Regions from separate parts of the Homo sapiens genome. Here region 2 is linked to region 1. A link is a loop called in an ENCODE intact Hi-C map of the cell type or tissue named here. Cell type or tissue: gastrocnemius medialis. All regions are shown on one strand. Each heading gives the region's core, and the rest is flanking DNA. Links, peaks and the distances in the headings are about the cores only. Region 1 overlaps ZNF827 (zinc finger protein 827). Region 2 has its middle 9.6 kb from the start of ZNF827.

What was found. Peaks named below come from ENCODE experiments on the same cell type or tissue, not always from the same donor. Only the 100,000 strongest peaks of a DNase experiment are listed, where the experiment ranks them.
Region 2: a loop joins it to region 1, with 2.4 times the contacts of the local background. A loop is called at or near these places in 31 of 110 quality-filtered maps.

What each region holds. Positions count from the first base shown.
Region 1 is chr4:145,837,129-145,845,128 of GRCh38, forward strand. The region is part of intron 7 of ZNF827 (zinc finger protein 827); the gene reads right to left. Among named protein-coding and RNA genes, the nearest start is that of ZNF827, 98 kb to the right of the region's middle. RefSeq lists enhancers at 694-1,218, 1,219-1,742. In gastrocnemius medialis, for the core only: a CTCF peak has its summit at 3,251 (motif pointing right); a DNase peak (open chromatin) is centred at 5,273; H3K27ac peaks cover 2,010 bases.
Region 2 is chr4:145,940,088-145,956,816 of GRCh38, forward strand. No RefSeq gene overlaps it. Among named protein-coding and RNA genes, the nearest start is that of ZNF827, 9.6 kb to the left of the region's middle. RefSeq lists an enhancer at 14,572-15,771 and a silencer at 16,376-16,455. In gastrocnemius medialis, for the core only: no CTCF peak of the experiment used is centred there; a DNase peak (open chromatin) is centred at 5,504; H3K27ac peaks cover 2,192 bases.

The DNA.
Region 1 (8,000 bases), core at 1-8,000:
CCACCTCAATACAGTCTGATAACAGACGAGCCTTTATTAGTCAAATCAGCCAAGCAGTTTTTCAGGCTCTTAGTATTCAGTGAAACCTTTATATCCCTTATGGTCCTCCGTCTTCAAGAAAAGTAGAATGGACTAAAGTAAAGGTCTTTTAAAACACACCTCACCAAGCTCAGCCACCAACTTAAAAAGGACTGGACAATACTTTTACCACTTTCCCTTCTCAGAATTCAGGCCTGTCCTCAGAATGCTACAGGGTACAGCCCATTTAAGCTCCTGTATAGACGCTCCTTTTTATTAGGCCCCAGTCTCATTCCAGACACCAGACCAACTTAGACTGTGCCCCCCACCAAAAAAAAACTTGTCATCCCTACTATTTTCTGTCTAGTCATACTCCTATTCACCGTTCTCAACTACTCATACATGCCCTGCTCTTGTTTACACTGCCGGTTTACACTGTTTTTCCAAGGCATCACAGCTGATATCTCCTGGTGCTATCCCCAAACTGCCACTCTAAACTCTTGAAGTAAATAAATAATCTTTGCTGGCAGGACTATGCCGAATCTCCTTAAGCACTCTCTAATCAGATATCCTGAGTCATCCCAATTCTTAGACCTTTTATACCTGTTTTTCTCCTTCTGTTATTCCATTTAGCTTTTCAATTCATACAAAACCGTATCCAGGCCATCACCAATCATTCTATACGACAAATGTTTCTTCTAACATCCCCACAATATCACCCCTTACAAGACCTCCCTTCAGCTTAATCTCTCCCACTCTAGGTTCCCACGCCGCCCCTAATCCCGCTTGAAGCAGCCCTGAGAAACATCGCCCATTCTCTCTCCATACCACCCCCCAAAAATTTTCGCCACCCCAACACTTCAACACTATTTTGTTTTATTTTTCTTATTAATATAAGAAGGCAGGAATGTCAGGCCTCTGAGCCCAAGCCAAACCATCACATCCCCTGTGACTTGCACGTATATGCCCAGATGGCCTGAAGTAACTGAAGAATCACAAAAGAAGTGAATATGCCCAGCCCCACCTTAACTGATGACATTCCACCACAAAAGAAGTGTAAATGGCTGGTCCTTGCCTTAACTGATGACATTACCTTGTGAAAGTCCTTTTCCTGGCTCATCCTGGCTCAAAAGCACCCCCACTGAGCACCTTGCGACCCCCACTCCTGCCCGCCAGAGAACAAAACCCCTTTGACTGTAATTTTCTTTTACCTACCCAAAACCTATAAAACGGCCCCACCCTTAACTCCCTTCGCTGACTCTTTTCGGACTCAGCCCACCTGCACCCAGGTGAAATAAACAGCCATGTCGCTCACACAAAGCCTGCTTGGTGGTCTCTTCACAGGGACGCGCATGAAAAGTCATTTTATCCCACCATTGTTTATATTAACAATTTTTTGGGGGGGGACCCTTGATATTCAATAACAAGGGACTGATTAAATAAATTATAACACAGGCAAACCTGAATACTATGCAAACATTAAAAGAATAACATTGAGAATGTCCATGGAAAAATGGACAATCTTATATATTGTTAGGTGAAAACAGAAGATTATAAAACTGTATATGTAGTAGGACTCAGTTATAAATGAAAAAAAATCCAGCAAGGATACACACCACCAACTTAGCAGTGGCTGTCTCTAGGTAGTAGGACTAAAAATACATTTTCTTTATGTGCTCCTATATTATCTGGAAATAAGTTACTTTTAAAAGTTAAAAACAACCATTAAATTTTACTGTTTAGTATCTTTTACTTTTGAAAAGACTCGGTCTTTTAAAGAGAAAGCTCTGAGGGACAATTGTAAAAGACACAGGCAGAAACAACTACATCTCAATTATGACCCTCAGTATCAGTCTGCTTCAGTTTCAGAAGTCTGAAAGCTATGGAAGGAAGAGGTTGTATGCAATATTGTAGAAGAAAAATACAGCATCTTAGGAACATATACGTATTTTTCATGTTTAGTATTTTCTTCTTTGAAAAGTATAAATGCCTCCTATTTCAGATTGTCTTACAGGTGGGCCAGTATGTACAACCTAACACTGAGTTTTCAAGGAACAAGTTTCTGTTGCTGCTGCTCTAGCATTCATGCACTGTGGAGCCCGGAAACTTCTCGGGACAAGGAGCACAATGCCAGGCCTTGTCGAGGGCCGCTGCAGTGGAGAGGCCAGACCGGGGGTGCCAGAGCCAACCGCAGACCAAGGAAGTGAACCCTGCACATCCGGATACTTGAAATGTCAGCTTGTGGAGGATCTCCCGCAGGAATCTGACTTTATACACAAACAAAGACATTGAGCTTTCTGCTGAGGTGAGCTCAGAACGGATGAACTTAGTCTTCTCTGCAGTGATGCAAGCCTCTGTCATGTGGAAGTTACAGACGATGCTAGTGAAATGTGGATGGTCTCCTGGCCCACTGCATCATGCAAGAGGGCTGCTTTACAGAGGCCAACCCTTGAAAGACTTGATATATTTCTACTAACAATCATGAAGACACTCTTCAGAGAAAATTCCAGATAAGAACAGCATCTAAGCCTCACCTACTTTTTGGTTATATCATTCTTGCATAACCTGCCAAAGGCAGCTAGAGGGGAACACAGTCTCTGGATGTCCACTGACAGAGACTTACCAATTTACACTTCATTCCTGACTATTAGGAGTTATAAAAACGAGAGAATACTATTGCAAGCCAGTAGAAATAAAGATGGGAGTGTCCATGGGAAATGAAAAGAAAGGCACAGCCCTCTTCAGATCCTGAAAAGGAGATTTAAATTTGCCTCTTAAGAGTAACACAACACAGAACCATTCTGGAAGCATATCGTTCCAATATAACATTTCGGTATAGATGTCACGAAGGGAGGAAAAATGGTAGAGAGCAAATATCTATAGGACAATGGAGTAGAGGAATAGAACAAAGTACTGAGAAAGGGCTTGGTGAAATGGGAAGGAAAAACAAATCCAAATGGCAACAATGCACAAAGTAATTTCAGGCTCTGTGTGTGTGTATCTCCATTGTTTTCAAGGATCAGTTTTAATTTCTTTGAAAAATAGAAGCTCAAAGATAAGTAGCAAAGAATGTATTGCCAATGAAAAGACTCTCAAGTCCGCATGTGTGTCAGGGCAGCTGCAGATAGTGGTGTAGGCTGTGCACTGCACAAAAGCACCACATCTAGAGGGGCATGATTAACGTCACAGACATCAGATTTATTGTGACAATATTCCAGTAGATGGCAGTGTACTAAGGGAGGGAGTCTTTTTAAAATGTACAATGGCACCATGAGGCCCCAAAACAGCCTTGACTTCACCAAAAAGAAATGAATGTCCTAACTGAAGGGACTCTGTGAAATTAGTAGCAATTTCCATTCTTTGGAAATAGAATGCTCATTGCATTTAATTTTAAAGTCACAACATGTAAAGGGTAAAGAGAATATATGGAGACCTCCTTAGATATCAATTTCATTTGCTCTGTTTCTGGTTTCTTTTCTTAATTGCTTCTGTCTAATTCAGTGTTCTCTAAAAGTAATATTTTACTTTTTAAGGTAATATAGCATTATTCTTTTATTCCTTCCAAAGAACTAAAAAGGGAAAATTGTGCGAATTGAGGCAACACATCATGCTTTTACAAATTTGTGCAATTTCTATTACTGAATCATAAATATTTAAGGACACGCATCCGAACCATCACAAAGGAAAATTTTACATTGGATGATTCCAAGTGAATATGTCTTTTAGTAAACACTATGTGCCATTATCTAAATCACAGAAAAATAGCCTGCATTTCAAATTCTGAAAATTGGGCAAATTAAATATTGGTCTGCACAGCACGATATGAGTCTATCTTTCTCTGATTTTCCCACTTCTGCTTTTTGTCTAGTAATGGAGAAAAGAACAATTCAGGCAAACTCTTCCTTGCTTTTGGAACAAAGCAAGCCAGGTGTGAGAAAGTATTTGTTATAGGCCTGCAATTTTATACCCCCATGGACACTGAATTATTAATGGAGAAAAGAGAGAACAAATAACCAAGAGAGGGTTCTTGGCAGCCATTGTTTGAAGTTCATGGTGTTACACAACATTGAGCATGTCCAATTCACCTGCCAGGAGCTATCTGATTCTTACTCTAGGGTTCCATTTTCCTATCTCGATCTTATCCAGCATCTGGCTGGGTGATGGTCCATGTCAAAGGATGTAGATCTTCTTTTTATTCCATTAAACTTTGAGATCTGATTATGATATCATGCCTCATGTATTTTCATCTACCAAATGATCATAATAGCTAGTTATCTGCTCCCTGTAGAACCTAGGCTTGTGCTGGGAAAGGAAATAGAAAAATCAGGATTTTATTAGTCTGAAATGTTTGGTCCTTCTGTTCTCATGGGTCTGGCCGGGACTCTCTCCTCATCTCATTTGTCAGATAGAGTGGCATTAACAACACTCAGTCCACACACTATCTCAAAGGAGACCCACAGCCTTCTTTACACTTGCATTGAATTTTCTAGACTCTGAGGTTAAACAAGGAAAAAGACTGCTGTTTTAGCATTTACGGTGAAGTTGCATCTAAAGGACTGATTCAATGGGAAGTGCCCCGATGAGGACACAAACAAGGGTGGAGGGACAAGGTTAAGGCACTGGTGAGCAGGACCACATGATTCAATCATTCAAGCTGCTAAGTAGATTGATTTTTCTGCCTGGCTACACGGTGTGCCTTGGTGGATTGTTTTTCTCCTTTACTTTTGGGAAGATTATCCTAATTTAAGCAGCTGAGTTTAAGTTCTTAGGATAAAAAAAAAAAACAAAACAAAAAAATGGCATTCTCAAACCAGTTCTTAAAATGATGTCTGGGATTTGCTTCAAAATAATCTACAGGGAGGGGGAAGTAGAGGAGGGAGATAGATAAAACATCATAAATCATTAATTGATGATTGTTGGATTGGATGACAGATACTTCTGTATATGTTTGAAATTTTCCATTATAAGAGTTTTTAAAAATGAGGTAGAGATCCAGTGATCCAGAAACTTGGTAGTTATTAGTTTCAACCTTTAGCTTCACCTAAACCCCTTTAAAAAAATTGCCAGCAAAGAATACTGTCTCCCATTATTTTCACTCTCCTTATCTACCTTTCGTATAACAGAGGTATCAACAAGGGGCAGAGCTGCCACTGGACAGGTGTGAGGAGGGAGGATTTGATGGTGAGGAAAGTGCAGTCACCAACCCATACGGGATGGAGAGTTAACAGCACACATCCGTGGACTTCGTGTTCTCTTGGTGCAGGACACGGGCATCAGCACTCCCATGACTCACTGGCAAGCACATATTGGAATGCCAAGCTACAGAGTGTTTCCTCTTGGGCTGCTACACTTTTCCTTAGTCTTGTGGTTGAAATGAGCATCGAGATAAATAACGATAAACAATTGTGAGGGAAGCTGTGGGTTTATAAGAGGCAGGGATAGAGTCAGCTCCTTTCTTCAGTTTTGTGTCTCTTCTCCCTACCTCATGTCCTTGGATATCCAGATCCTAGGATCAGGAGATGGCAAGGAGTGGAGGAGCGTAGGCATTCATCAGCATGAGAAAGGCAAGGGAAGGTTTGATCTCAGTGCTGTGCTCAGGCCTGCCCTTTACAAACGAAACTACCTTAAATATACCTAGCTATTCTCAAAGTGCGAAAAATTCTGAACTTGATTCCAATCATGAACCGTCCTTCTGAATGATCAGTTTCTTCTAGGAAATCAAACACAGAAGATATGATTACTAAATAAACACTCCATTAGTACTTAAAAATCTGAAGATACAGAAATTCAGAGGTTTGATGTAAATCTTTTTGAAATGTATTACAAATCACACCTTAAAGCATAATCCACACACTGATCTTGTACCTGCAGAGTAAGAGTTCCTTCTAAAACAGGAGTCAGGAAAGAAGAAAGAAAATTGGCATTTTTTTTTCTGTTCCTGATATCAGTTAACTCAGGTTAAAGAGGATTTCTTGGCATAAAAATTTTATTCTATTCCACCTGAAGTAATAAGGCGAGAGGTAAAAAAGAGATCTATTTATGGATAGGCTAATCAAGTAAGCTGCCTCTACTCAAAGGAAAAAAAAAAAAACCACACCGAGGACTTTGTAGAACTATAAGCCAAGAATTCTTTAACACTGATTTCTAAACACCATATCATGCCGGGAGCTCACAGGAAGAACCTCTTCCTTTGCTTTGGGCAAAAGATCTAATTCGGATTTCCTCTTACTCATAATCTCCCAGAAAGAGGAGAATTTAAGGATTGCATCATTTTTGCCAAATGGTTAAAAAAATTTTTTTTCTCTTCTATCCTATAATCATGCTTCAGCTCCAGCCAAGGCAGTTTAGGCTTGAGGCACATTAAAATCTTTGTATGGGGCCAACTTGGGGCCTCCTCTTACCTCTTCCTAGAGAACACCTAAAGAGCATAAAATAATATGGTCTTGCAGCACATCTTTTTGTTGTATAAATATTATGTAATCTTAAAGAGCCCTCAGAAACCTCCATAGATCATGCTAGTGGGGTCCTGCCCAGATCCTCCCTCTGGCACGAATGCACCTACCCCGGAGTTTGCGTAAGTGTTGCCTGATAACTATAAGTGAGAACCGCTGTCCCCATTGGAACCCCCTAACATGGGAGGTTATACATCCCCTGCAGGGGATTACTTGAAGCTAGTGAACCTTCCTGGGGGATGCAGCTGAAGTTAGTTAGAAACCAGCTAAAACCACATCCTTCCTCTCAGCTCCTTCTCCTTCTCTTTCCTCCGTCTTCTGCCCCCATCACCTCCTTGCAGGTTCCTCTGAGAGCATTCCCTCAATAAAGCACTTCCACGAGAATCTCCATCTCTAGGGGACTTAACCTATAACACTTCAAGAATCCTATGGCAGCAAATTAAAATGAATATTTTTTTATGTTTAGTCTGCTGTCTTTCAAGGTCTACTAATCTGTCCAATTTCATCAGTGTTTAGACCCACAGACACAAGCACATACACTAAATAGCTTAAAGGTTAGATGTAGGAGGGGGCAGGATGGATTCCATGGGAGTTCACATCTTCTATTTGGGCATCAAACTTAATATACAAAATAGCCTTTCCATCCCCCGAAAGCCATTTCCCAATACAATCTGCAGTCCATCTTCCTACTCTCATTTTCTCTCTGTATACTTATATACAGACACAAGACTAATACATACCACTCTTCTGTTCTATTAGAACGAGGTTCCTCTCCCTAAAACTATATAAACCCAGTGTGAGCGAATCACGGTGGCTCACCCCTGTAATCCCAGCACTTTGGAAGGCCGAGGCAGGCAGATCGCTTGAGCTCAGGAGTTTGAGACCAGCCTGGGCAACATGGCGAAACCCTGTCTTTACAAAAAATACAAAAATTAGCAGAGGATGGTGGCATATACCTGTAGTTCCAGCTACTCGGGAGGCTGAGGTGGGAGGATGGCTTGAGCCTGCAAAGTGGAGGCTGCAGTGAGCCAAAACTGGGCCACTGCACTCCAGCCTGGGAAACAGAGTGAGACTGTCTCAAATAAATAAATAAATAAATAAATAAATAAATAAATAAATAAATAAATAAATAAAATAAACCCAGTGTGAGGCAAGCTGGCTCTGTTTTAATTGCTCTTTGAAATTTGACATTCCTAAACTCCAATTAATGGAATATTTTTTTAAAACCTCAGGTTGAAGTTTAAATGAGTACTGTCCACAGGCCTGATGATGCTCTGAGGTCGATTAATAAGACATCAAAAAGAAAAATATCTTGTACCTTTTGTTGCAAGAATTAGAAACACAAAACCCAGCAACTGTTCCCATCAGGAAGAATCTTTCTCTGTTTGCTCAGGAAAGCAAAGTTCCTTGATTTAAAGACTGCTTGGTAGCTCCCAGCTAGTTTCTACTGTTCCTAGTTGTTCATCCTAAAAATGTGTATTGCTCTTGATCATCCTGTAAAGCTCATATCTTGGGCTAACTCAGAAATTG
Region 2 (16,729 bases), core at 1,021-9,020, 100 kb after region 1:
TATGTTAAATATTTTCCTACCAATTTTTAAATAGACCTTTTCATCAAAGAAAGTGGAGGCACAGTAAAGACATAGAACATTAAAATGACACTCTATAAGCCTACATGGATAACTCATGCCTCTTTGAGGTTGAGTTAATTCTTACAACTTCAGTGGTGTTAAAGAGAGCCATGGGGGTTAAATTCTGACTTGCCTTATTAAAAATAATAATAAGGCTTTATATTGCACACTTTTATAAGTGAAGCTTAAAGAGTGCTGTATCTCCCAAAAGATGTCTTTCACTGATAGAGAAATCTCACGTTCAACCCCTCCCTGCCAACTCCCCCCAAAAGATCTAGCTTCCCAGTAACAAGTAATGCTATTGAAAGCGAGGTTTGAAACACCTGCATGAATTCAATCTAAAACCAAAACAGAGAGCAGTCAAGTTTAAAATGGAGCACCCTGTAATCCCAGCACTTTGGGAGGCGGAAGTGGGCAGATCACGAGGTCAAGAGATCGAGACCATCCTGGCCAACATGGTGAAATCCCGTCTCTACTAAAAATACAAAAATTAGCTGGATGTAGTGGCACACTCCTGTAGTCCCAGCTACTTGGGAGACTGAGGCAGGAGAATCGCTTGAACCTGGGAGGCGGAGGTTGCAGTGAGCCGAGATCGGGCCACTGCACTCCAGCCTGGCGACAGAGCGAGACTCCATCTCAAAAAAAAAAAAAAAAAAAAAAAAGGAGCATCATCCTTAAACCAGTTCTTCCTCAAATGTTGGTTTTAAAAAACTGGTAGTTAGGTTGCCCTGCATTATAATTTGAAATATAACTATCTTTCCACTCAGGTCAAATTCAATTTGCCATAATTTTGACTATTGTCGGTGACATTGGACTTGAAATTAATATATTAATGATAAATTAGAGCCCATCCTTTCCAAGTAGACCAATGCTCTGAGTGTGTAGAATCTTTACAGCTGAACAAAATGGTCACCACACTTCACCACTGCTCTCTCAGAACCTTTGGCTAGGGTGTTCAGGATTATGACTCTGCATAGACACACCACTACCTTTTCTGAATTGCTAGGACTCTTCCTAATGTTTAGTTTGCTATAATTGAAAACACACTTTAGGCCTTTCCTCAAAGCAGAGTACATTTCCTGCGACCTTTTAAAGGCATGCAGGAAAATGCTGTCAACTTTTAATTATATAGGTGTTCTATCAACAGCCAAAAGCATTTTTAAATTGAATTTATTCATACCTCCACCTCTTTCCAAAAATTATTTGAAATAGTACACAACAATAGAAAATGGAAATAAGGACAGAACAATTTCCGTTTCAATCTCAGGTTGGTACCTTTATGCTATAAAACACTCTTCAAGGTCATTTGCATCTCACCCTCAATCGCTGTATGCTCAGGGAACACAAACTAATTTTAATGTCAGACTAACAAAAACATTAGGAAAATAAATACTTGGGGGTTACGATAATGGATTTCAAAATCAAATGCATAAATAATTTTGGAAATGTATGCTTTTGGGATATATATACCCATGAACCATGAGCTTTGATTATTGTTGGCCATACTCATCAGATTGGAATATTCTATTTGATTCACCCCACCCATGGACTAAGCTTTAAAAAGCATATTTTATCTTAATAATTATAGTACTCTCTCCACCCCCATCTCCATTACCTCTCAAATGTGAAATTAAAATAGATTTTCTCAAAACTGTGCACTCTAAGAAGAAGTTTCATAAACACTCTCACAGAAGTGAAATCTATTCAAGCTCAAATATTGCTAACGATGAGTAGACAAAGGGAGCACTTACCCTAGAATAGTGTGTGGTCTGCAGGTCCGAAACTACTTTCATACTATCCAGAGTCCATGAGGTCAGAACTACTTGCATACTAACAGTAAGATGTTATTTGTCTTTTTATCTGTGTTGACATTTGCACTGATGATGCAAAAGCAATGGTGGGTAAAAATGCCACATCTTAGCACTAATCAGGGCAGAGCACCAAAAAGTATAATAGTGATCCTATTCTTCACCATCATGCACTTAGAGGAAGGAAAAAGGGAGGTTCATCTAAGAATGTCCTTGATAGAGCAGTAAAAATTATTAATTGTATTACATCTCAATCCTTAAGTACAAGACTTTTAAATATTCTTTGTTGACAAAAAGGTAGATACATATAAAGCACTTCTGCTGCATACTGAAATACATAGGTTGTCTGAAGGAAAATCACTTGTGAGATTGTTTGAAATAGCCACTTTTTAATGGAATGCTATTTTTACTTGAAAGGATGACTGACTGACAAACTGAGAGGGGTATTTCTCAAAAAAAAAAATGAGGTTAGCCTGAAATTTCAAAGAAAACAATGCATACTATTTTTTGGCAGTGACAATATTTGCATTTACAAGTACAAATTAGAATCTTAGATAACTTGTATCCGTCACCATTAATGTAACAGCTTCCTGATACTTATAGGCCTTTTTGATGAAATGGGTGGTGATATTAATAAATGTAACTTTTTGATATTGTCTCAAGATTTTGGAAGAGCCGCAAAGCTCAGTGAACCAATATTTTCCAAATGACCAATGCTTGCTGTTACCAAATCATGCTGTAATACAAGATCCATTCAAAGCACAAGATAGATCAGTGGGTTTTAATGTGAAAAAATATGAAAAATTCATTGATATGGTTTCAGATTCTATACTGTAAGTAATCTTTAAGAAACTACCACTCATCAAGTTCTGGTGTAGTATCAAAGAAGAATATCCACAATTACCTAAAAAGGGTATTAATGTACTTCACCCTCTTCCAGCTACGTATCTTTATCAAACTGGATTTCTTTCATGTACATCTTTAACCAAAGCAACATATCACAATTGATTGAATGCAGAAGCAGATATGAGAACCCAGCTGTGTCCTATTAAGCCAGATATTACAAAGATTTTCAGAAACGTAAAACCATGCCCATCTCCTTATGAAATGTTTTGTTTTGAAAAAAATAGTTACTTTTTATGAAAATGTATTAACTTGCATTGTTTCTGATTATGTATAAATTAATAAAAATTTTAAAAAATTCTACAGTTTTAATGAGTAACAATCAATAGACATAACCAATATAAACAAAGGTCCTTGGGCTCCTCAAAAACTTGTAAGAGTATAAAGGAATTCTGATTCCAAAAAGTTTGAGAACCACTGCCATAGAAATTAAGTTGCAGTTAAAGAGAAAAATGACAGGTATGGAGGCTTTACCAGAGGTCTTGGAATCCAATTGTAAACATGCTTACCCTCTTCATAAAATGAAGCCCACTAAGCCCCTGGAGCTGAGAGTTAGTTTGTGTACCCCAAGATTAGCTCCTCTGATGAGATCCCTTATGGGATACAAGAAGTAGAAGAGGGTGCTCACCCACTCTAGTTGAAACAGGTTATCCAGCCACGTGGAGAGGCCAGTTACTCTGAACAGAGGCCCAAGTCTCTCCTAGCCTCAGACCCTCTAGGAAAGTAAAACCAGCGAGGGTCCCTCTCTCTTTCCCAGGGTATGAACCATCTGCCTCAAGAGTTAAGAAGAGATACTCTTTACCCCAAATGTGCTCCAAGTCTGACATTTTAAATAATGAATGCCTGTCCCAAAACAGAGACATGGATCTGGCGTCTCACCTGGCCTGGACTTGACATGTTATAAATCACTATCTGGTGACGATGACCTGCCATCCTTTACAGAGGGGTAGGCTTTTACTGTAATATGTACTTTCATGGGAATGGATGGAATCAGCAAAGGAAACATTTCTGGGCATTTGGGATATCTTTCTTCTAACCCATGGGCTTGGGCCCCTTCCCTAAATATCGTCCCAATAGTTCTTCACCTCCAACACCTGATGTGAATGTTTCAGAGTACAAAGTCATATTTAGATTGGTCAAATTCCAGATTTCTGTGGTGTGTTTCCCTCACCTGGTTCATCCTGTCAGCACTGATGCTCAAAACCACTCAGTTCTTCCTTGCTTACTCCTAACTTAAACCACAATATGAAATAAAACTCTTGTCTCCGAACCCTTACATGCCATGATTCTTAGCATCTCTGTCCATTTCTCTTCCTTGGGCCTTTTTCTTAAATCTGCATGGATGGGAACTCCCCTAAGCAGCTACTCCCCACTTTCATGTATTTTTGAACTGATTTGTCTGATAGTGCAATGTACTTCTTTGCTGCTTGGCCCAGTCATCCTCTGAACTGCCTCAAATCATACTGCTGCCTCCTTGTGAGTCCCCTCTTGCATGTGGCATCCTTGACGGCCCCTCTTCCTGGCAGCTCTGATTCAGCTTCTCTGCAACATCTTTCTGTCCCTTTGTACGTTCTTCCCCCAGCCTCTTCCCCCACTATGGTTCACATACCCATGGCATCTTGACAAAGTTGTTTACCCAATGTACATGTCAAGCAACATCTTCCTTAGACTACAATATGGTTATAAGAATAACAAAATACAAAATTACTACATGCCCAGACTCATGATTTTGGGTGATCAGCAAGTACAATGGGAGCAGAAACCAATAAAAAAATTTCCTGTGCGTTTCTCTTATATCTTCTCCTCCATGATTACTGTCTCTGCCATTTGTGGTCACCTCTGTCTACCCCCATTTTTGGAATTCCACTTCTACCACTGCCCATTTTTATGCCAATTTTTATGTAGTTGGTTATCTCATGGAAGGTAGGACCAAGTTACCTTGAGCTCCATCTGTGTCCTTTTGGTGCTAGAGTTTGGCTATGTCTTTTTATTGGACTTAAAGTCCTTTCGTATAAAGCAACAAATGGCAATGCCATGGGAGTTAACTATTATACACTCCCTCTTTGACATCATTTCATTTCCTACTTTAATATTTTTAGTAAAGAGGCAAAATTAGAGCTTCGAATTAGAGCCACAGAACTTTATGGCCAGAAAGTGCCTTGCAGATCACTTTGTTTTGCCCTGGTATTCCACAGATGAGGAGTCAGAGTAACTAAAACATTGGGCAATGCTGCTTGCTGAGCTCTGACTAGTGAGCTCTTGGCTATTCCAGAAAATTAGAGCTTAAATGTAGGACATTGTAAAGGCATATTTATGCATCCTAAAGTATTTAAGCAAACCAATTTTGTAAGCCAGAATGTAGAAGCATTTGAAATCACAATATACAAACTTAAGGAATCGAGTGCTTTCAAATATTGTGTGTAGACAATTTAGTGTAGGTTTGATATTGTTTGCTAGCTCCTGGAAGGTTCATTTTAAATGTGAATGAAGGATAGCTATTGGGATTAGAAAGAAACTTTAAAATTTACCAAAAAGAAACCCCAAACCATATAGATCAACTCTATCTTGAGAATATAGATACTATGATAAAAAACTGGAAGCCCTAAAAAAGGTATTACATTCTCTGAGAAGAAACCTTGTGGACATTTCAAAATAAAGTGTTCATACCTTCATGAAAGAAGGTAGCCTAAGCTCAGATCCCGTTTCAGTGTTGGGCAATGGTACACTTAGTCTTGGCCAATTGTCTTAGGCAGTCTTTCAGTGGAGTTCATAGGTATCCAGTGTCAATGTATCATTGCAACTCTCTTACTCTTAAAGCAAAAACCATGAGTCACTCAACTCAGCCCAGCTCCCTGATGGCAGGTCCATGGGCCATTTTTCACACTAGAAGGATGGGTGCTTTTACAGAGGCAACTTCTGAAACCTCATCCTCTTTTACACTGCACTCAGGGAACAATGAGAGAAATGGAATTTTGTGAAGTGTTTGAGACAAAAAAATGATTCCTACAAATTGCCCAAAATAACAGGAAGGAACAGAATGGATAAACTAAAGTTCACATCCTTGTCCTGGAGTCTGAAGCACAACTGGTCTAGCAAGTATCCTTTCAGTAAACAGAGTCTGGGGAACAGATTAACAAGTTAATGTGCAGTTAGGCTAGCATAGAGAAGCTGCACCATGCAAGTATAAGTATGATTGTGTAAAAGCCTCATACACCTAGGCTCCTTTGGCACACATCTTGGGCCCACAGAATACACAGAAATGGCTCCATATAATTCCTATTAATGATGTCCCGAAAAACAGACAACAGGCTTTGCAGGAATTCCTTAATTTCCAAAGGTCATGCCTCTGCACCCCAGGAGATTCACACTTCATTTGTGCCAGATTGCTTGTTGTTTTAGAGGAAGGTTATGTTGCTGACTGATTTTTCACATATCCCAGCTTTTTGGAGAGTTCGCTTCTTAGTGCAGTGTCCGTGAGAAGCTTTGTTGTGACTTTTGCATAATGTAAGTGTTCAGCAGTATTTGTGTTTGAGTGTCAACACAGTTCTATCTAGGAAAAAAAAAGGAACATACTATATCAGCAAGGACTATTTAATTCATCTTCACATCAGCTCTGTGAACCATATTTTCTTCACTTTAAGGCTGGGGAAACTGAGGCATAACCCAGGCAAGAAATTGCTCAAGGCCACATAATTAGACCACTTGCACTTGAGGGCTATAGACAGCCTAATTACAGCCACAGCGCTCTCCCTACATCAATCAGGCAGAAGCCTGAGGAACAGATGGGCCATGCATCATGTCCTAAATGCCAAGAGACTGTTTTTTGTCTAATAGGGAAGGAGTAGACCCAGATGCCCCAGTGCTCTCCCCAGGAAATGTTGGTTCCAGTTTCCTGAAAACCAAGTATAAGCTCCCATGTATATATCAATTGTTACATTATTAAAGAGAACAAAGTAATCTCTAAGAGTAACCAGAGCCTAAACATGCAGAAATGGACATTGAATTTCCCGTGTGCTAGTGAAGTAGCATTGTGCTGGTTTCGCCACATTTGCCTCCTTTGCTTGTTGTCCCTTCTCTACCCTGTTATCTTTGCCCCAGGAACTGACCGCTAGTGACTGCAGCACCCAAGCTCCCTGGCTGGCTTGATATACAGCTGGATTCAGGCAACAGGAGGTAATTGTAAGAGAGAAGAGTGGGATGGCAGAAGGGTGGGAATATTTCTTCTCTTCTCCCTCTCTGCTTTGATGCTTTGTCTCTGGCTGTAATTCTGTCCTTCCATGATTACAGCCTCTAGCACAGTGCAGACTTCACTGGACTTGGAATACACTGTTTCCTCTCCTCATCCGTTCAGCCCTAGCGCTGGTAACTGCCTTCCACAGATGGTGATTCCTGGATGCCTCTCAGCCCTCATTAGTTCCCTTACCCCACCACTATGTAAGGAGTTCCCACCACTATGTAAGGAGTTCTTCATTAAAGCCTCTTCATTTGAATCATGAGGGATGAGTTCTGTTCTCTGCCTGAACCCAGACTGATACAATGTACTTTCATTTGTTCACTAAATATCTAATGAACACCTACTATGGGCCAGGCACTGGCCAAAACCACTGGGAATACCACAGTGAGCAAATAGAGATATTACCCCTGACCCTGTGGAGTTTACTGAACTCCGTGGCTTATTTTACTTAACTCTTCTTTGTTATTTCCCATAAAATTGGGATGATTTTTTTTTAAAGTACAGAAATTCTCCAGGCTAGTCAGGAATTCTGAGAACAGAGAATGAGGCTATGTGAGAGGTAATTTAGGCTTCAGACAAATTCGAAGTACATCATTAGTAGATGATTATGGCAGGGGGCAGGGCAGGGAAGGGGTGCAGAGAAGGAGTAATGATCAGGTAGAGTCAGTCTCCCAAAGGAAAGCCTTGGTGCCACAGGATCTAGGACCATCTCAGGTCCATGCTCTGAACAAATTTAAGGTGACGTAAGCAAAACTGATGAGTGGGCAACACTGATCTCCAAGACCCCTTCCTTGATGTTTCCTCGATCCTTTCTCCTGTCTCCACTTCTGGAATGTTTGATGCCATTTGCTCTCTCAGCAGTACCGGTCCTTTTAGCAACCAGAAATACCACTGTGTTGTCCCACTTAAACCTCTCCTGATAGATGGTCCCATAATCTTTCTTTATTCAAAATATAACTGTTCTTTTTTTTTCCTTTCCATTTCCCGAGGCTTCCTCATGCTTTTTTTCTACCAAAATGATAGCTAACAGGATAACGAGAGTTCATTTTTTTCTATTTTCCAAGTTTTTAACAGTGAAACATATATTATTACTATAATTTAAAACTTTTTTGAACCGCAACAAAAGTAAGTTAGCTACTCAATGCCAATGTCTTCAGTGATACAAATAGCATATCCTCTTTTACCAACAGGGATACCTTTGAAATACCCAGAAAGTAAAAGATGTCATAGAATAAATATGGCCATCTTTCTGGAATGCTCCTTTTGCTGATACGTTTGTTGAAAGTTAAGCAATTTAACTTTGAAATAATTTAAAATGTACTTTTATTAAGATATGTATGGAGATACCATGTACTCTGGTTTTTCTCATTAAAGATGAGGACAATGACAATATTGTACTTCCCTTACATGAGGTTGCTGTGGGGTCTAACTGAATCTAAGCACTGTAGCTGGTATATGCTGCTGCTCCTGACGGCATGGGATATGCCATGAGGTCCAAACTCTGCATGAACTTTAAGTCAAAATGCAAGGTTTCAAAGAAATTTTGCCCAGAACCTTCTTCAGGCTCTATCCCCAGATTCCCAGGGGAAACATTTTCATTTGCTTTGGCTGCTAGAGGAAAAATCTGAATATATTACCTCTGCTTTCTGGATTCCCCATGCTTTATCCCACAGCAGTAACTTTCACAGCAGGAATTTTAGGCATTGTGGCATTCATTCAGTTATAAATTTCAGTTATAAAACATTTATTGAGGTTTTCGTGATTTGATTTTTTAAACCCACCTGTTCTCCTTCTCCTTCTCCTTCCCCTATTGTTGTTCCTGAAACAAAATAAATGACCCAGAATTATCTGGCATTCATCTGACATAAATCATAACCCACACTGGATTACTTTCAACTCTACATTATAGTCCTATGGAAAACTATAGTTCTGAATGAGGACTACTTCTTCCCTTTCAACACTTCTTTATCACTGTCCAAAAAAACCAGATAGGCAAGGAAAACTAAAAATTGAAAGAAAGAAGGAAAGAGAAAGAAGAAAAAAGAAAGCTGGAATAATAGTATCAAAAACTAAATTTACTTTATAAACTAGCACTTTCTCTGAATTCAGAAAATGATTTTTATACCAAACGAAACAAAACAAGCCCACATACACAAATTTTGATAATGTTTAACCCAATCTTGGGTTCAAGTCTTACCCTTGAAAGAACTAAAGTCACAAAACAGGTCTTGTTGTCTTGATGTGCTTTGAATGAATGGTTTTAATCACACACTATTTTAAGTACCTGTGTCATCCTGTTACTGATTTGGATGACTGCTTTCAGTCCACCACAAAATATACTCAAAACTTATTAAAAACAACAAACAATAATATTTCTGTACTCAGAGTAATGGCTAATGTTATCATACAACCTAGGCTTTGAGTATACTGTGTGAGAAAATATCCACGGCCCTTGCTCTTATGGAACAAATATCATAATGGCAAGTGATGACCATTTTTGTAAAAGGCTCTAAGGGTAACGACTTAGACTTTACTGGTTACTTTTGTTTAAAAATTAACAAAACAAAGTAATTAAATATATGAATATTGGAAAAATGATTAATGTGGTAATATTCTCCTGTTTCAGATGCTTTGGTCAAAGGGCTTGTATCTTATGGAAAGCTCCTAAGGTACATAAGTCACCGACATCTACCACTTGTTTATAATTGGGTAGCTTGTTTAAATGCACAGCCGGGCTGGGGCAGCAGGTCACACACTGTTGAGCAGGACAGTGAGGAGGGAACCTCCTGTTTCTCATTCCAGGGATTGTAAGCCCATTGTTGCTGTGTTTTCCCATCTTATAGGAGAAGCGGGATATCTAAATTTTATCGAGAAATCTCCAAGTTTTGGGACATATATACTCAACAAAATGTATCTGCAGGTCAGATCTGTTGATCATCAGTTTGTGATGATCATGTGTTATACACATGTAACTCCCAACCAACCATTGCAATTCATGCGTTATCTTATATGCATCAGACCAGAAAATAGACAAAATAATAAGGTCCTCAAATACCACTGTGTCACATATTCACAGACTCTCAATTTTGGAACTAGACTTGCATTTATCTAGACTAACTTCTGATATGATCATACTTAGTAATGAGGCAGACTCTAATTGGACAGATCGTATTGTGAGATCATTGTTTCTTAAGAGTCAGTCAAAATCTAGCATTTCCCTTTATACCCGTTAGATGGCCACTATCTGAAAAATTAAGAGCATGAAATAACAAGTGTTGCTGAAGATGTGGAAAAGTCGGAATCCTTGTGCATTGCTGCTGTGAATATAAAATGGTACAGCCACCGTGGCTTCTTAAAAAATTACATATAGAATGGCCATGTAATCCAGCAATTCTACTTCAGAGTATATATCCAAAAGAGTTGAAAGTAGGGATTCAAACATATTTGTTTATCTATGTTCATAGCAGCATTATTCACAGTATCTAAAAGGTGGAAACAAACCAAATGCCCACTGACTGACAGATACATGAGCAAACAGAATGTGGTGTATACATAACTGCAATATTATTCAGCCTTAAAAGGAGGGAAATCTTGTCCCATGCTATGACATGGGTTAGCTTTGAAGACATTATGCTAAGTGAAAGAAGCCAGACATGAAAGGACAAATACCGTATGATTCTACTCATATGAGATACTTAGAGTAGTCAAATTCATAAAGATGGAAAGTAGAATGGTGGTTGCCAGGGGCTGGGAAAGGGGGTAAATTGAGAGTTATTGTTTAATGGGTATGGAGCTTCCATTCGGGGAGATGAAAAAGTTCTGGAGATAGTTGGTGTACCTCAGTGTGAATGTACTTAATGCCATTGAGCTGTACACCTAAAATGTTTTAAATAGAAAATTATTATGTTTATTTTACCATAGTTAAAAAAATGAAATAAGGCAATCTAGCATTTTCACTCTCTACTCTCTGTGCTTTATTTTGCCCTCTGAAGCCACAGAGCATAGGTTTGCTCTTTTACATGACTATCCTCCAAATACTGGCAGAGAGCAGCCCTCGCACTCCTCCATTCTCCTTTCCTGCATCCTTGCTGTTCTCCTCTGAAGCTGCCCTTTCACCGTGCCCTGCACCCGGACCAGATGCAGTGGACAGGTGAAGGAGTGCAGGATGATCACCTCCTTCACTCTAAGTACCAGGCTGCTGGGGGGCTTTCTCCAATTTCACAACTCAGGTATTTTAGGCTGCATCTCATTTTCTCAGGGACCCTCAGGGATTGGGGTTCTAGCATCATTTGTATGGCTCACTTATTTGCAAATGATAATGTCGAAGAAAATAATCAAACAAAAAGAGATGCCCAGGACTGTTATTCCATGATAAGACATGTTCAAAGCAGAACTATCAGCAACACTTTCATTTCTTTCTGAATTCTGGAACTGCAACATGGGTGAATTTGAGTTTCCACTGAAAATTAACCTGTAGTTGAAAAGGGTCCTAAAGGGGGCTTCTTGGTTTATCCACAGGCTTTTCCATCTGGAAGCTGTATCTGTCAGAAATCAGATGAGGCTCAAAAAGTAGAGACGCTAAAACAATTTTTTTTCTTTACATCTTTCCATCACTTTCTCTGATAACATTTACAAAAGTAAATGTAGTTTTACAAGTTTATATTTTGGGACAGTAGGCATTTAATAGAGCTCTTCTTACCCCCAGGTATCATTAAAACTGATTGTCCTCCTTCCTGTAAAGTCCTCCCTAACCCTAAAATTCAGAAGCCCTTTTATATGATTTTAAATTTGGTATTTGACCATACAGGAGGATGCAATAAAAAGTGACTTCCTAAAGAAGCTCTGACAAAATCTGTGAGCCCTTTTGACCTCACAGACTTTAAGGCATCCCAACTTATTTCCTTCTAAGAAGAGAGGCAGAAAAAAGGCTTCCTTGCTCAAACAACCAGCTTTGCAAAGGACCTTGAGAGGTCTGGGGGATGCTGGGAGTTCCTAGCTTGCTGGCACAGGCTCCAGTTCCACTAGGTCATGTTAAATATGAGTATGCACAATAGAAAATGAGAGATGACCTCAATTGTCTCAACAGGATGTAGGAAAGCCAAGGGATGATGCAGCAAGCGGCTCAGGCCTTTACTATTAAGAGCTTTAAATATTGCTGGTATTAGTAAATGAGAAGCTACAAGCAGTGTCATAAACGTTATGAGTTCACAACACAGCTTGACAAATCCTGAAATATTGGTTGTGGCTGAGAGATTCCTGATTATGCTGGGTATGGACACAAGGTAGGCGAGCCAGCAAAAAAGGTTATTTGTCTCTAAGCCGAAGTCCATCCATGGGCAGAAGCATTATTACTTATTATTATTAACCATCCTGACAACAACCCACATTTTTATGGCATTTGAATATCGCAAAATGCCTCAACATCATTCTAAGTCGCTATTCTATTCCACAGTGGAGCAGGGTAGAAGGTCAGAAGGAAAACATCAAGCTTAGATGCAACAGAAGCTGATCTCAAGATTCAGGTGGAGTTGGTAACCTACAAGAAGTTATTCATTTAAATTGCAGAAAAATTAAAAAGTCATTAGAAGCCCCTTGCTTAAAGTGGTCAGGAATATTCAATGTTCCAATTGAGGACTCTAGCAACATCAAAAATTCTGCGTACTCAGGTTTTTTCTTTGCCCCTCTTCTCCCCCTTTAGCTGCCTACCTCCCAAATCTAGCTTTCCAGACCTGATGTTCCACCTGCCTGTATCCCTGCCTGCACATCTGAGCTCACTTCCTGCCACCATCCCTCCACCCTGACTCCTCTGGTCACATAGCCTTGCTCTTCTCCTAACAAGCCCAGAGCTGCATTGTGACTTTCTTGGGCCTATTCCTCCAGTATAAAAGAAAAAAAAATCAAAATTATATTCTACCACTGCATGGGTATAAAGATGAACATACACATATTATGTACTAAAACATTTTTTGGACCTGAAAGTTCATTTTTTCTTCTGATGTGGAAAGAATTAAAGCATTTCTGTGTGCCCCTAAAAGTATTATAGGCCCTGTGTCTACAGCGCCCGATGGAGAAGTTGGATCTTTCAGGACTTTTGCAGTTGCGCTTCTCTCTGCCTGAAATGTTCCTTCCCTAGCTATCCATGTGACATACAGCCTCAGTTAATTTGTGTTTCTGCAAAAATGACATTCTTTTCAGAGAGGCTTTCTCTCATCACCTTACCTGAGACAGGCCCACACGTCAACTCTAGCCAAGCGTCTCCATCCCTCTACCATGCTCTAATCCATCTACCATGCTCTAGTTTTCTTTTAAGCATCTGATATCAATTAGATATTTATGTTTTACTTGTTTGTGGCCTGTCTGTCCCACTAGAGCATAAGTTCTGTGACACTAAGGTACTCTGTTCTCAGGTCCCAGAAAGTACCAGGCATATGGTAGATATACTCATAAATGTATGTTCCAAGTGGAATGAATTTCTGCCTGGGATACTTCTTCTGTATTCCAAAGTAGTCATCTCTCAATATATAAGGAGAATGAAAAGTGAGCATGAGGGAAGATGGAAAATGCTCTCTTGCTCAAACGTCCAACCTTACGGAAGATCTTTGGAGGGCTGGAGACATGCCAGGAGCCCCAGTCCTTCCAACCAGGACCCCTGCTCTGTGCTCTGCATCACTTTTTGCATTCTCCTGTCCTGGTGAACACCACCTGTTCTGCAATTATGTGTATTTGCTGGGGCTGAGGCTCAGGCTGAGGCTGCCCATCCCTCATGCCTTCTAAGAGCATGTACTGAGCACTCTGTAAATCACTGCTGGATTGAAAAAGGATGAATGGGAAGAAGAGAAAGATACAGAAGATGCTGTCAACATGTGAAGAACTTATGCTTCACCATTGGATTGAACAGAATGAACGAGGATGGCTTCAACCAGGGGACATTTGTTAGAGACTCTAAGAGGAGGATCATTTTAACATGCAAAGGAGAGAGCATGTAAATATAGCCAGCATCTAGAAAACAGAGTTCTGGGATGATACTTGGAGTGCCAGGTATGACCGTTCTGGTTGCAAAATCCTGCCTTAAGATAAAAAGAGGATTAATGGCTCTTTGAAAAGCCCAGGAATTGGCTTGCTTCAGTCCTTCCTGTATTCAGAGCTCTAACAGCATATTCAGGACCTGGTTACTCTCTCTTTCTCAGAAACTCCTCCTGCTGGGGTGGCTTTCATCACAGACTCTATATTGTAGCAAATGAAGGCACAGCTCTAACCTCTTTGCCCTCTCAAATTCAGCACAGGAAGAAAGAAAGTCTCTTTCCTAGAAGTATCTGCTCGAACTCACTGCTCCTTATGGGCTCTGACTTGGCCGTTTACCTACCTTGGACCCAGTTGCAGTACCCAGGAAAGTGTGATCATGCACTGACCATTCTAGGCCTGGATGGAGTGATGCCTTTGAGCCACAGGGACCAAGAATGAGTGACAGGTGCTCCCCTGACTGCAGTTACAGGAAGTAGGGTGTATGTACACTGAGTGACCAAAAAAACAAATGTCCACTCCTCTTGGCTCTAGAAAGAAAGTGTAATGGATTGGTTTGGCATAAAAGGCCTGGACATGAACTAAGAGGTTGCAGAGAAGTATGCTAAGTATTAGATTGTCTAGGGACAATGCAAAAAGATTGTTAGCAATGTGGAGGAAAATTAGAGACTCTTTTCCTCACAATTCTCATGTTCTGTTAGGCAAGCAAGACAGAGAAGTTCATTTTATCGAAACATTTTTTTTAAGAGAAGATGCTGGATATTAATTTTGTTTTTAACCCAACTTTGGCCTGAGCAATGGGTGTGAGTATGGAGTGAATCACCTTCGTTCATGAAAGGAGGGAATCTGTGCCCAGGGGATGTTGCTGTATAGGAGGAGTAAGTCGTTTTACTGCAGCTGCTTCTGACCAGGTTATCTTAAGCAAGTCATTTCAGTGACTCAGAGAAGTTGGGTAGATGCCAGATGACTTTCTGTCTGGGCTTAAGGTGTTAGTTAGGCAAGAGAGCTTGCCAGATGTCTTATTTTATTTAGAGATAAAGAGGAGACCGAATGCTCTCAAGCCTCCCTGGTGACCACGGCCCACTCAGAAGAGCAAAATTGCCTTCCTCCGGGCCTATGGTGTTGGGATCAGAGGAGAGAGAAAGTTCCTGTCAATGACGTGTTCTGAAAGTCCATCGAATCTTGCTCACCTCTCTGCCTGCTCTAGGGAAGAATGCCATTTAGACCAGATCAAACTGACGAAGGTACCTATGTTGTTTTCTTCACCACTGTGAATGGATTGTTCCCATTGAGTAACAACTTCCGTTAAGCCATAATTGGAGTATTTTGCCTCTTCAGAGAAAAAAGAAAACAAGAAAATATTTAATTCAGATTAACAACCACCCTATTTCATCACCATCCCCTTTTTCCCTAATGAAAGAATCTGTGTACTTTCCATTTCAAACTTAAAATATTGTAAAGGCAGCAAAAATTAAAATTTAGTAACTGTGCCCCTCTTAGAGCATGGGGGGTGCCATGTTGGCAGCTGTCCTTTCTGCTACCTAGCTTGCAGAGTATGAGAGCAGTGTGTATGTGAAATACTTTGCAATCCTTTTGGCTTGAGGTGTGTAACAGCAAAAAAATTACCTTTTGACATGACGCTACATTAGTTTGGTTTTCTTTTGGTCAATAAAAATGTCACATAATGTCTTACCTCTTATGACTTCTTTCCGAGAACGAGAAAGAGAGAGAGAGAGAGCATGCAGTTTTACATAAATTGGCCAGATTTATGTACTAAATAGTGATTTCCTCCTTCTTGGGGGCAAGGAGATGGTGTTTCAAATTTTACATATGGATTTATAGTCTGATATCATTACTTGAACTTTTTTTTTATTAAGCTCTGTGAGTCTTCTCTGATATAAACTTTCCTTGTCTTTCACTTTCCTCCCCGTTCCCCAAACTTTAGTGCCCGCTCTCAAGATCAACCTAAAGGAAGCTAAGCAAATGAAGTGATGATTCCACACTCAGAAGCAACGAATTAGATGAAAACCTTGACACCAACCTGGATAATTAAACAAACATCTACTTATTCCTCCCCTCATGAATGAATAAATGCAAGAATGAGAGACATTCAATCCTACTTGCTAATATTCATCTTCCTCCATTCTATGTTCCCCTCACACGGCCCTAAATTTGCTCTCCTAGCAAATCTCTATTCCCACGTTTGTCTGGAAGATTTCAGTACCATCTTTTACCCAGCTGCATCTTTCTATCACCTGCCCTTTCCCATGGTGAATCTATCTTTTTTACATTTTCAATTTGGTCTCTTATTTTATCAATTTGACTAAAACCTGGATTTCTGTCATGAGAGTCCCTTACCAACCTTGTCCAGCAGAGGTCACTCTTCTTGCTCATGGGCTGAGGTGAGGGGGTTGCCTCCCTGAACTCTGCTAATTCCAGGCTATCCTTCTACTACTTCTCTTCTGAAGTCCAGCATCCACTCATGGCAGCCTCTCTCCATCTCTTCCACCCTCACTCCATATCTTGCCGAGCACACGTCCATCTTCCTCAGTGACTTCAGTGTCTGTGTCTCATACACTAACATCCATTGGTATTCAGGTATTCACATCAATTACACTACAACCCTTCAGTTTCTTGATGTTTTAGGCTCTAGGGACAATAATCTCCACTCTATTTTACTGGGCCACTGGTGTGGCCTCAACCT